Regions from separate parts of the Homo sapiens genome. Here all the other regions are linked to region 1. A link is an interaction called in ENCODE POLR2A ChIA-PET data of the cell type or tissue named here. Cell type or tissue: PC-9. All regions are shown on one strand. Region 1 overlaps TSC22D2 (TSC22 domain family member 2). Region 2 has its middle 20 kb from the start of PFN2. Region 3 overlaps TM4SF1-AS1 (TM4SF1 antisense RNA 1).

Region 1 (4,000 bases):
CTTTACATGTTAGTGTTCTCCAGTGTTTTGGCCCCACTTGTCTTTTCATTGTTTATGCAAGTTTGTTTTCTCCTATGGTTTGAGTCGCCTACTGCATTCTTACAACTTTCAAATCTAGACTTCTAGGCCAGAGATTACTCTGGAGTTCTCAATACCTATATCCAGCAGCCTTCTCTCTATATTTCTCCAACAGGATTCTACATTTCCATGTCTCCAAATTCAGTAGTCCCAAGTGAAACTTAAATTTCTTTTCTCGTCTTTATTTGCAGTGCTTTATTTGCACCACCTACTCCCCACCCCACTTCATCCCCCCACCAAATCTAGCCACCTTTCTGTGATACACCAGCCAACTCCTAGTTGCTCCAAGAATAAAGCCCCAGGCATCCTTAGCATTTTCTTTGTCACAGATAGTCTCTTTTCCTTATCATCTCACTGATCTCTCAAGATTCTGTATGCTTCAATTGAAACTTGAAATATGTTCTAATCCCTCTCACCCTGTTTTTCCTCTGAGGTACCAGTGTACATCTAAGTCTAGGTAACTGTCAGTCTTACACTATTTTTCCAGTCACCAAGAAATAATTTAAAGTAGCAGGTATTATAGTGTCGAGTTTTTAATTTGGGCTTACATCCCTTGGTATGTATTATTCACTCCTCAATAATGTGCTGTCATCAGATTAGGTAGTTGCTGCTATGTAAACAGTAAAATGAAATCTCTTTCAAGAGAGCCTGCTCTAAATGTTAAGTACTTCAATATCAAGGAAAATGCCACCCTCCTCATACCCCTTTCTCCTGTCCTTTCTTAGGTCTTACTCAGAGGAAGGAAATAATCTTTTCAACCTGTTAAACTTTGCCTATTGTTAGTCTATTAAGAAATAATGATTTCATCTAATAAGAAATAATGCTACGTAGGATGACTGCTTCCTGTAATCCTAGCTACTCAGGAGGCCAAGGTGGGAGGATTGCTTTAGCCTAGGAGTTAGAGACCAACCTGGGCAACAGGGTGAGGCCCTGTTGCTAACAACAAATTTTAAAAATCAGCTGGGAATGGTGGTGCACACCTGTAGTTCCAGCTGCTTGGGTGACTGCGACTGAAGCAGGAGGATTGCTTGAGCCCAGGAGTTTGAGGCTGCAGTGAACCATGATCATGCCACTGCACTCCAGCCTGGGCATCACAAGACCCCATCTCTATAAAAACAACAACTAGCTAGCACACAAAGTCAAGTATCTTAAATAAATGTAATTCCATATTATTATAACATTTAAGTATTAACTTGAAATAGGATATTAATTAAACTTTGTTTGGAATATTTGGACTGTAATAGTGAAATTGCTGTGCAAATTTTACTTTTGTATCAGTCTTCAATTTCTCCAGACTAAATTCTTATCTCTTCCATTTTGAATGTTTTAATAGATTTTTAGTTCAGCTAGTTTTAAAACGAAGTTTCTTTAAAATGGCTCTACAAGAAAAAAGTAATTTTATCAGAATTTTACTACCAAATATTAAAATGATCCCCCCAAAATATCATAACTTGGAAATGTGAAAGAGATCTGGAAAAAGAAGATAATGTTAATTTTAATCTTGTATATATATATATATATATAATTAGGGGATAAATTTTTAATGTAACATTTTTATTGTGTAAGTTTACATGACTTTTTGTATTATAGATCTTTACCACAAATTTTTACCATTTGCTTACCAGATTTACTTTGAATAAACAGAAATCGCTGTACTGGGAGCTATAAACATAATTTACATCACATTCTCAGATGGTTATAATTCACTCTAAACCAAGAAACAGGATTTTTACAAATCACAAATATCACTTATGTTGATCATTGTTTTGTTTGTTGAATATAGTACCTTATCTTGCAGAATGAAATAGTTGCTAGAGAAAATAGAGTTGGCACCTCTTCCCTCCTTTCTCCCTTTCCTATTTTCTGTCATTGCTTTTCCTGTCTGCCATTTGTTCATGTCTGGAGTTTACACTGTAAAAGATAACTCCTTCATGAGTCATTTTCATTTTGGAACATGTTTTTCATTGTTCTTCAAAATGTAGTAGAAGTACTCTTGCTTCTATCTCTGTCCTGCATCTGCCTGCCTTCCCAAACAGCCACTTTCTTAATGTGTGTATATCCTTCTTTATGTGTATATAAGCAAATCAATGTATATTATCTTCTTTAATGTAAATTATAATGTATTGTGCACACATCTGTACCTTTACTTTTAAAGATCTCCAGAATACATTGTTCCCATCTCAGTACTAGAAAAGTATCTTTGTGGTTTTTTAATAGATGCATACTATTTAATTGAATGGATGGCTACACCATGATTCATTTAACCAGAAGCATTGCTGTTATAAACAGTGTTGTAATGAGTAGCCTTGTTAACATTATTTGCTATGTATATAAAATATCTAGAGGATAAATTCCAAGATGAATGATTGCTGGCTCAGAGAGTGAATAATTAAGGGGAGGTCGGGAGAGGAGAGAAAAGGAGAGAAATCTGTTTTGGAAAATAGTATTACATTATAGTTTTAATTTGTATTTTTATTTTATGATTCAGATGTTGAGTATTTTTTCATGTCTTTCTTGTTAATGTTCAGTGTGAATTCTCCCCATTTTTCTATTGGGCATCTGGTCTTAACAGATTTTAGGAAAATTTATTAGAGACTTTTTAACTTTAAAAAAAAATTAGACATGCAGTTACATAGTCCTTTCCCACCAAAGTATTAAAGAAATTCTAATTAAATGTGTTTATTTAAAGTTCTTAGTACAGATGATAAGACTGACTCTAGACAAAGGGGGTCTAAGGTAGGAGATGGACTTCATATAGATTGCATGCTCTTTAATCTACGCTTTACTGGCTAGCCATTTGACTGAAATTAACAAGATAAATATAAAATATGCTGAGGGCATTGGTGAACAAGGTTTTTGTAGAAGATGCTGACAATAAATATCAATATATAAATATTTAACTGAGTTTTTAATAGTTCCTTGGTAAAGGCATTCATCACACCATTGCGGGACTGGCTACTTGAGAAAAAGTAACACTTAAGTTTTGTAAGTAGAAATTTTACCTGCTTGCTCAGGATGAATAATAGCTTTAAAATAACTTATTTTGTGTTACTGCTAATAATAATCTCTATGGGGCATTTTGGGTTTTTTTTTAATCATGAAATTAAACATTATTTGTTTTACATTGGTAGAACTGATGGTCAATAATTAGAATAACATAACATTTTGAGTTCTTAGTTTAATTTATTATTAACTTCACCCAAGTTTTATTCTTAACCATAGAGGTTTGCATTCAGCCAGAGGTTGTCTATATGAATTTTATTTATTTAGGCCCTTTTGAAAGGAAAATTGTTATTTGTTCTTAAATTAAGCTGTAAATATTTTTTAGTCTCCTCTTACAGAAGAGTGGTGGATTTTTAAAATTATATTTAACCTCACAAGTTTACTGAACTGTAGATTGATTAGATTTATTCCTTTGTAATCAGTGACTCGCATTTTCTTAATTTTCTTTCTAAAAAAATAAAACATGCATTTGTTAGAGAATAGGCAAAATGTTACCCAGGTTAGAATTAATGCATTTTAGTAGTAATGATGTTATTACAGTGCTTATTTTGGGAGATGGGAGTGGGTGGAATAAAAGTTATAGATGATTTACTGGAAACAGTGTATGATTCCTTAGGACTGCCCCCAAAGAAAGGTATAGCTTCCTTCTACTTGTGAGTTTCTGAAGAATCAGTTTTAGTTGGTTTGGGCAAGGGGGTGTGAGCATGAAGTATGCCAAATTTACCAACTTAAAGGAGTTTGTATTACAAAAGATTTGATTGTGTAATTTGGAGAGTTCCTGTAGTGCATTTATAGTTGTGATTGTAACTCAATGCAAAGTTAGAGGAGTCTTTGAGTAAAGCAAGGCATTTATTTTATTTATTTATTTTTTGCAGTATTTTAATTAAAGATACATAAAATTTTTAAGGCATCTTCAGCT
Region 2 (4,000 bases), 460 kb before region 1:
AAAAAGAAAAAAAATCCAGGACCCCAGGGAATTTGGGGTTGAGTAAAAATTACTACCCAGAAGGTATCCAACTAATAGTACTGAAACATTAGGAAGAAATCAAAATAAGTTTATCTCTAATCCTAGAAAGGTATAAAACAACTTTAAGGAAGAAATAAATTCACCACATGGTACTTGATGTTTGGAATAGCTTAAGGTTAAATGTTGTAATAAGTTTTGTTGTTTTATCTACAAAATGCATTTTGTGTATTTTGTATTTTAGGGTGTTGAAATGTTCAAAAGAATCAGACATACTAAATTTGCAATTGCTGTTTAAAGGAATTTAATCAAATTTTGTATCAATACCTAAATGCTCACTCCACTGACATTAAGGTTCATATAATTGTGAGTGTTCCTCTCTATGCAAAAACTCTCTCAGATATTAAAGGCTAATCTACATGCCAGCAAACTCAGTCTCTGCAGAGAGAAGGACCGTGACTCAAAATGCACCCTGTGTGCTGGGAAGATTTCTGTCTTAGTGTGCTTGGACTGCTATATCAAGTACCACAGACTGGGGGATTTAAACAACAGAAATTTACTTGCTCACAATTATAGCAGCTAGAAGTCTGACATCAAGGTGTCGACAAGATTACTTTCTTCTGAGGTTTTTCTCCTTGGCTTGTAGATGGCCATCTTCTCTCTGTAGTAATACATGGTTTTTCCTCTGTGCCTATCTGTCTCCTAATGTCCTCCTCTTGTAAGGACACCTGTTATATTGGATTAGGGCCCACCCATATGAGCTCATTTTACCTTAATTACCTCTTTACAGGCCCTGGCTCTATAGTCACATCTTTAAGGTACTGGATGGGTGTTAGGATTTCAACATACGTGTGAATTTTGGGGAGCACAATTCAGCTCATAATGATTTCCAAGAACCAAGAGACTGAGGGCTCAAACACGGTGGGCAGAAGAACCCAGCCTTGGAAAGGATCTGCGATGGAAACTCTGGGGGTATAGAAAAGGAATTGAATGATATGAGGAGCAGAAATCAGAGAGGAGGGTGTATTCTGAGGAAGCGAGAGAGGAGCCCCAAGGGTTGTGGTACAGAGGCCCCTGTCTGCACATTGGTCATCATAATCTCAATGCCCAGGTTGTACTCAAGAACAATTCAATCAGAATGTCTGGGGGTGAAACCTGGGCATCAGTAACTTTTAAAGCTCCCCAAGTGATTCCAACTGTGCAGCCAAGGTTGAAAACCTAAAGGTTTGATCACAAGGCCTTCAGCTCCAGTACCCTACACAAAGAAAGTTAGACTAGAGGATGGAACTTTCTGACCTCTTGCTCTGCAAAAGGTGGGGACGAATGGCCCCCACAGCCACACCATAGTAAATGGCAGGTGTCTTGATCATCTTCACTCTGACCCAGAGGGTCGTCTGAAAGAGCCTCTGGTTGTAATGACTCCTACTAAGGAATACTAAATCTGACATTCCTGTCTCCCTTGACTCTTTCTAGGCACTTTACCCCTGATCTTGAGCTTCAGGGTTTTTCCATAGCTGTGTCCAACCCCCACCCACACTCTCCCCACCCTCTATCCCCAAAAAGAAAGAAAAAGAGGAAGTGGGAAAGTGTGTTTAATATATTTGCAGATGTACATATTCACAAATATGTTGGGAATGTTTGAGCCATGTTAATTGGGTGAATACTTTGACCCAATCCTTCAGGAATATTGAATCATGGGAATACTGTACTTAGAACAACACAATATTACCATGGGCCTCTCTGCCCTGCGCAAATATTAGTCTTTAACTGGAATGACCAAAAACAGATGTTTCATATCTAGAATGTTTTCTCACAGAGAGTTTCAATAGAAATATTTTAGCCCCTCAGATACATCCAAATAAAATATTTGGTCTTGAAACATTCTATTTTAAAAGTCAGTGAGTTGTGGCTTCATTATAGCAGAAGAAGCATGAATCAGAGACCTGTTTTCATTTGTCACCTTCAGGATAAGCAAGAGTGAACAGTGAAAAGTGATAAAATTCTGAACTCTTGTGATTCGGAGATGATTTTTTTTAAAAACATGCATCCCTCATGTAATAAACCTGAGAAATGCCAGTGACATTTGCTATAAAACATGCATGGTGCCTCCTTTCATGCTTATTTGCATTATAAAACCAGAGGTGACTTTTGATTAGAAAAAATTGTCCCTGGGATATACTAAAACCATTGCATGTAGCCAAATTTTAGTCACACCTTCAAAGAAACATGTATCACTTTAAAAAAGACCTAATATGGCCAAAATGTTAGTATTATTGATATGGCATATTCAAAATAAACTACAGGAAAAAAACATGGAAAGTAAAAATATTATACAACAATGCCTCTCAAATTTTAATTTGCATAAGAACCACCTGGGGGATCTTGCTAATTCTGACTCTGGGAGGGCCCAATATTCTGCATTTCTAACAAGCTCCCAGGGAATGCTGTTGCTGCCAGTCTCTGGCAAAGGCTCTGAAAGCTTGATTTCTTCCGTATTAATTATGCCCACTCTAAAGGTAAAGCCTTGGTTCTTCGCTAACATTTTCATCAGCTTTGAACAGTCCTGACAGTTACAACTTTATATTACCACCCCTCTTTTTTTTTTTTTTAAACTCCTGCGGGATCTCTTCTTGAACAAATTTTCCCTTACCATCACTGTTTTACTTGATAATATGGCCTATAAGGACAAAAACTGCATAAGGTTTATGAACTCTCATTATTAATGAGCAAACAGACTTCTCCCCAGTGTAGGATTGAAAGTCTACTAGTAAGGAAATGTTTAGCAATGATCACCACATCACCTCCTGTAATGGTAATGGCAACTCCTGCTGACTACTTACTATTTGTCAGACATAATGGTGATTTATTTAAGTCATCTTAATTAAATGTTAAAATAAATCAATGAAGTATTTATTTTATTTAGCAAACACTTATATAATGCTTTCTACATACAGGCATTATTTTGAGTGCTTTACAAATATTCACTCAATTAATCCACATAAATCATATAAGGTTGGTGTTACTCATCTTACAGATAAGAAAGTTAAGGCATGGAGAAGGTGAGTACTTGCCTAAAGTTATTTAGTTAGGAGATGGTTTGATTGAACCTACATAGTTTGGCACTTAATCATCTTCCTAAACAGAGGAAGGAGTGGGTCGCTCTGTCGCTGAGGCTGGAGTGCAGTGGCACTATCTCGGCTCACTGCAAGCTCCGCCTCCCGGGTTCACGTCATTCTCCTGCCTCAGCCTCCCGAGTAGCTGGGACTACAGGCACCCGCCACCACACTTGGCTAATTTTTTGTATTTTTAGTAGAGACGGGGTTTCACCATGTTAGCCAGGATGGTCTCAATCTCCTGACCTCGTGATCCGCCCGCCTCGGCCTCCCAAAGTGCTGGGATTACAGGCGTGAGCCACCGCGCCCGGCCAATAATCACATTTCTAACAGATCACCTAAGAACACTGGAATTCAACAAAGAAATGACAGTAGACACCTAAGACAAAGGAGAGGGGAGTGAGGTAGTCAGCTCAGGGATGACAGGATCAGTTGGGAGTCTGCAGAGGCTCCTCAATGTGGGGAAAGAGTAAGTGACTCCCAGTGATCTACATTCTCACTGCAGACTCTCCCAATCCTAGCCATGGGAGAGCCCCTCAACTCATGAGGGCCCTGAGACTAACATAGGGATCTGCCTGGAGACTGCATAACAGGATTGCTTCAGAGAGGGGTCCCACAGATGCCTGGAGTCCTAAGCAGCTACAGCAAAGTGCCACTTTGAGAGTCCAGCTCCCACCAGCCTGCATCCTGCCCTGGGGCTCAGTAGCCCTTTCATCTCCATATCCATAGAGCCCCACTGACATACCTTGCATGCAGCCAGGTGCTGCTGCTAGTTGCTGCCACCAGGGCTGAAGTGCAAACTATTGGGAGCAACCCTGCCACTCCCAGTAGCATGGCTGCTTTGAAAGCACCCTGAGGACAGGCTATCC
Region 3 (4,000 bases), 1.1 Mb before region 1:
GGCCAGCCGCCCCGTCCGGGAGGTGAGGGGCGTCTCTGCCCGGCCGCCCTTACTGGGAAGTGAGGAGCCCCTCTGCCCGGCCACCACCCCGTCTGGGAGGTGTGCCCAACAGCTCATTGAGAACGGGCCAGGATGACAATCGCGGCTTTGTGGAATAGAAAGGGGGGAAAGGTGGGGAAAAGATTGAGAAATCGGATGGTTGCCGTGTCTGTGTAGAAAGAAGTAGACATGGGAGACTTTTCATTTTGTTCTGTACTAAGAAAAATTCTTCTGCCTTGGGATCCTGTTGATCTGTGACCTTACCCCCAACCCTGTGCTCTCTGAAACATGTGCTGTGTCCACTCAGGGTTAAATGGATTAAGGGCGGTGCAAGATGTGCTTTGTTAAACAGATGCTTGAAGGCAGCATGCTGGTTAAGAGTCGTCACCACTCCCTAATCTCAAGTACCCAGGGACACAAACACTACGGAAGGGCAGGGTCCTCTGCCTAGGAAAACCAGAGACCTTTGTTCACTTGTTTATCTGCTGACCTTCCCTCCACTATTGTCCTATGACCCTGCCAAATCCCCCTCTGTGAGAAACACCCAAGAATGATCAATAAAAAAAAAAAAAAACCCTCTCCCCAGAAAAAAGAAACATACATGCTGCAGGATGCTGCTCATACATAATTTTGTCAAAGAAGTCCTTTCTGAAGACCTATTTAGTGAAGATATTCCCCCTATCTCTAGTTATGCTCCATCACATTACTCTGCTGTATTATCATCACAGAATTTATCAGCCTCTGAAGTTATTCTGTGTATTTGCTTGTTTCCTTTTCTGTTGTCATCTTCCCTCCCCTCCCCACTGAGCGCAGACACCTTCTGCCTTGTCCACCATTGTTTCCCCAGTACCTGGAGCATGTCTGGTGCATAATAGGTGCTCAGTAAATAGTATTGAATAGTTGGATGACTAAAATAAGTGAATCTATGAGTTTTTAAGCCTCTTTTTAACCCGGCTGATGCTCCAGTCTCCCCACCCTCAATTTCATTATGCCTCTCTGTGAGCCCAAGATCTACCAGCCACTCACACCATTGCTCCCAGGGCCTACCACTGCCTGGTTGTTCGATTTGGGGCAAGCTACTAACCATTGTGTACCGTGTACCTCTATTTCTATAATTCATTCATTCACCAACATCTATTGATTCCTACTATGTGTTATAAGTGCTGAGGATATAGCAGTAAGCAAAGCAAACAACAAAATTCCTGCCTTTAAGGAGTATCCACTCTATCAAAAAGAGAGAGGCAAATAAAAAATAGTAAGTAAAACACAGAGGGTATTAGATGGTGATAAGAGCAGAAAAGGGGAATAGGTGGGAGAAGGAGAAGGCCTTACTGAGAGGACCTCTCTGAGACAAATAATAGAATCTGCCTCATAGGGTTGTGGTATGCAGAAATGAGTCAATGTGCGTAAAGCTTGAAGCATCTGGCATTTAGCAGTCACTCAAAAAAAGTTACTTATGATTATTTACTATTTTTATCAGCCCGCTCTCTCAGAGGAGATGTCTCTATCTGTGATTCATTATATTTACTTTTCTGGGATTCTATCACTCCAATATATGTTGGATTCCTTTGTTATCTTTCGTGATAAAGTTTAAAATACTGGACTTCCCCCGGTTATAGTAAAACTCATTTCTAGCTCCCTCATCCCTTCTGGAATCACCCTTAATCCATGATACCCTTGGAAGCGGTGGTTTTTACTGCATCACAGAACTGCAGGTTCCAGAGCATGAGCTGCTGGTTCTCAGCCCCATGTTTTGGATATGCCAAAACTGCCAGAAAGGCCCTGCTATTCTTGCCCAGCCTACCCTACCCCTGCCTTGTTACCCTGACTGAACTTGTTACTTCATCCATGATGCCTTTCGTCACACCCCTGCCTGCTTCCCCCACCACCCCACCCTCAGCCTGCTCATGACTCCCGCTTTGTTCTTACACACACCACACCTGCATGGCAGCTCCGATCCGACCACGAGGCATGAGTGTGTATCCTCCTTAGCTTCCCCACCTTCACTGAAGTCTCAGAGAGCAGGGACCTTCTATTTTCTTCTTTGAGGGCACAGCAGCTAGCATAGTGTCAGGCATTTAGTTGGCTCTCAATATTCGCCAAATTTTTTTTGGATGAAGAGGGAAGTTGAATATGTTCAGTTCTAAGATTAGTGTTTAAGCAAAGTCAAAACATCTTATGAAAAGTTAGGGAAAATTGACATTTACTATATTTAAATTAGAAAATGTTCAATTTTACCTATCATTAACATAAGCAGCTGGTATATGCTTCTTAGGGTTAGCTCTTTCAACCTTTTCATGCACAGAATGTGGCTTCAAGAATAATTCCAGGGGAAACTCCTTTTGCTTATATCAAGTGCTATATAAGCATAGATTTTCATGCTGAAAGAAGCCTCATAGAGTGAATGGAATCATTATGGCCATTTTATAGTTAATCCCACAGGGGTTAAAAACTCTTCCCAAGGTCATCTAGCTAGTTGGCAGTGGAACTGGGTTACCTTTAAGAATTAACATAAACAGTCTATGATTCTATGTGGTTGTGAGATTCTAGAAGGAAGATTTGAACTCAGATCTCCTGCACCCCAGTTGTGTTTTTCCACATGCATTTCTCCTTCCTTGTAGTTTCTTACTCATTTGAACATGACAAATGTAATGATTCCTATATAGTAACAATGCTCATTAGAGCATTCTGATTATAGTAACAGAAGCCAGTTGAGTTACCTAAAACAAAGGGGCATTAATTATAAACTTCAAAGGTGGAGATGCAGATAGGATGATGGAACTCACGGACAGGGGAACAAAGGTCTGGAAATTCGGAATGTCATACTCCACATTTTGCATTTTTGACTCTTTCTATCCATATACTTTATTCTTCTTAGTGCAGTCTCATTGTCTCTGGTTCTCAGTTCACACACAAAAAATATGGCTACTGACAGTTCTGAAGTTTATAGTTTTTTCAGTTCAAGAGATTCATCCCAAGTCCAGATTGTGAGAGAAGGGACATGCATTGGACAAGACCAGGCCAGGTGCCCATGCCTGTGGGGTCAGGTGCCCATGCCTGTGGGGCCTGCATAAACATGGCTGCTGGGAGCCATCCCTGCAACCAGGTACATGCAGGAGAAGTCATTCTCAGGAAAAGGTGAGTGTGGGACCAGGCAGGGAAGCCAGTTTCTGTCCTTTATTTGGAACCATAATCAAGGCAGACAACCACAGTAAAGAGATGCAGAGGCAGGGAGTAGTGTAAAACCACCTTACACACAGCTTCCTGGCTTTCCCTTCACTTTAGGTTGTAGCTCAAGTTATTCTTGGGCTAAAAAATAAGCTCTGTTGGCCCAATTAAACCAGAATTAATCACCAATTCCCCATCTTTATCTGGTAATTTTAGTTCAACATTGCTCAGCTGATGGCTCATTAAGCCAAGAACTCTCCCAGGTCTCAGTTACCATTTTCAGACAAGACACCTCCTGGGGTGCCTGCCCTGTGGTCTGAAGCTCAAGATGTGGCTCTGGGTCTCCCTTCCTGAGGGCTAGCTACCCAGAAGGGCTGGTGTGACTTCCTCTTGAATGGGTGAGCTGAAGGCATCCAGGGCACCTAGGGCAACTAGTGCATAAATACTTGAAGGGGAAAGGACTCTCATGTTCTGATTTGAGTATCATTTCCTTGGGTTGAATAATTAGAGCCTGGCATGTGAGATGTGGAGGGCTTCAAAGACCATTTGATTTTCAACAGAAAACGGTCTATGGTTTTCTAAAACGACACACCCTGATTCAGCCCAAGGGAAACAGAATGTCTGTGGGTGAGGCCAGGAATCTGCATTTTAAGTAAGTCCTCCAAATGACTCCAGTGCCCAAGCAGAGTTGAAGTCCACTGATGTAGGTGGCCCAACTTTCTAGTTTTATACATGAGGCTACGCAAGTCCAGCAAGGTTCATTTCAGTTGAGAAGAAAAACCATTGATTAAAA

What was found. Peaks named below come from ENCODE experiments on the same cell type or tissue, not always from the same donor. Only the 100,000 strongest peaks of a DNase experiment are listed, where the experiment ranks them.
Region 2: POLR2A ChIA-PET joins it to region 1 with 5 read pairs; 2 of 35 experiments call an interaction of 5 or more read pairs at or near these places.
Region 3: POLR2A ChIA-PET joins it to region 1 with 5 read pairs; 1 of 35 experiments calls an interaction of 5 or more read pairs at or near these places.

What each region holds. Positions count from the first base shown.
Region 1 is chr3:150,447,295-150,451,294 of GRCh38, forward strand. All of the region lies in intron 1 of TSC22D2 (TSC22 domain family member 2), which reads left to right. Among named protein-coding and RNA genes, the nearest start is that of TSC22D2, 41 kb to the left of the region's middle. In PC-9, no CTCF peak of the experiment used is centred here; DNase peaks (open chromatin) are centred at 657, 2,047 and 2,347; H3K27ac peaks cover 1,954 bases.
Region 2 is chr3:149,989,007-149,993,006 of GRCh38, forward strand. No RefSeq gene overlaps it. Among named protein-coding and RNA genes, the nearest start is that of PFN2, 20 kb to the left of the region's middle. RefSeq lists an enhancer at 3,578-4,000. In PC-9, no CTCF peak of the experiment used is centred here; no DNase peak of the experiment used is centred here.
Region 3 is chr3:149,380,797-149,384,796 of GRCh38, forward strand. All of the region lies in intron 1 of TM4SF1-AS1 (TM4SF1 antisense RNA 1), which reads left to right. Among named protein-coding and RNA genes, the nearest start is that of TM4SF1-AS1, 5.0 kb to the left of the region's middle. In PC-9, no CTCF peak of the experiment used is centred here; no DNase peak of the experiment used is centred here; H3K27ac peaks cover 656 bases.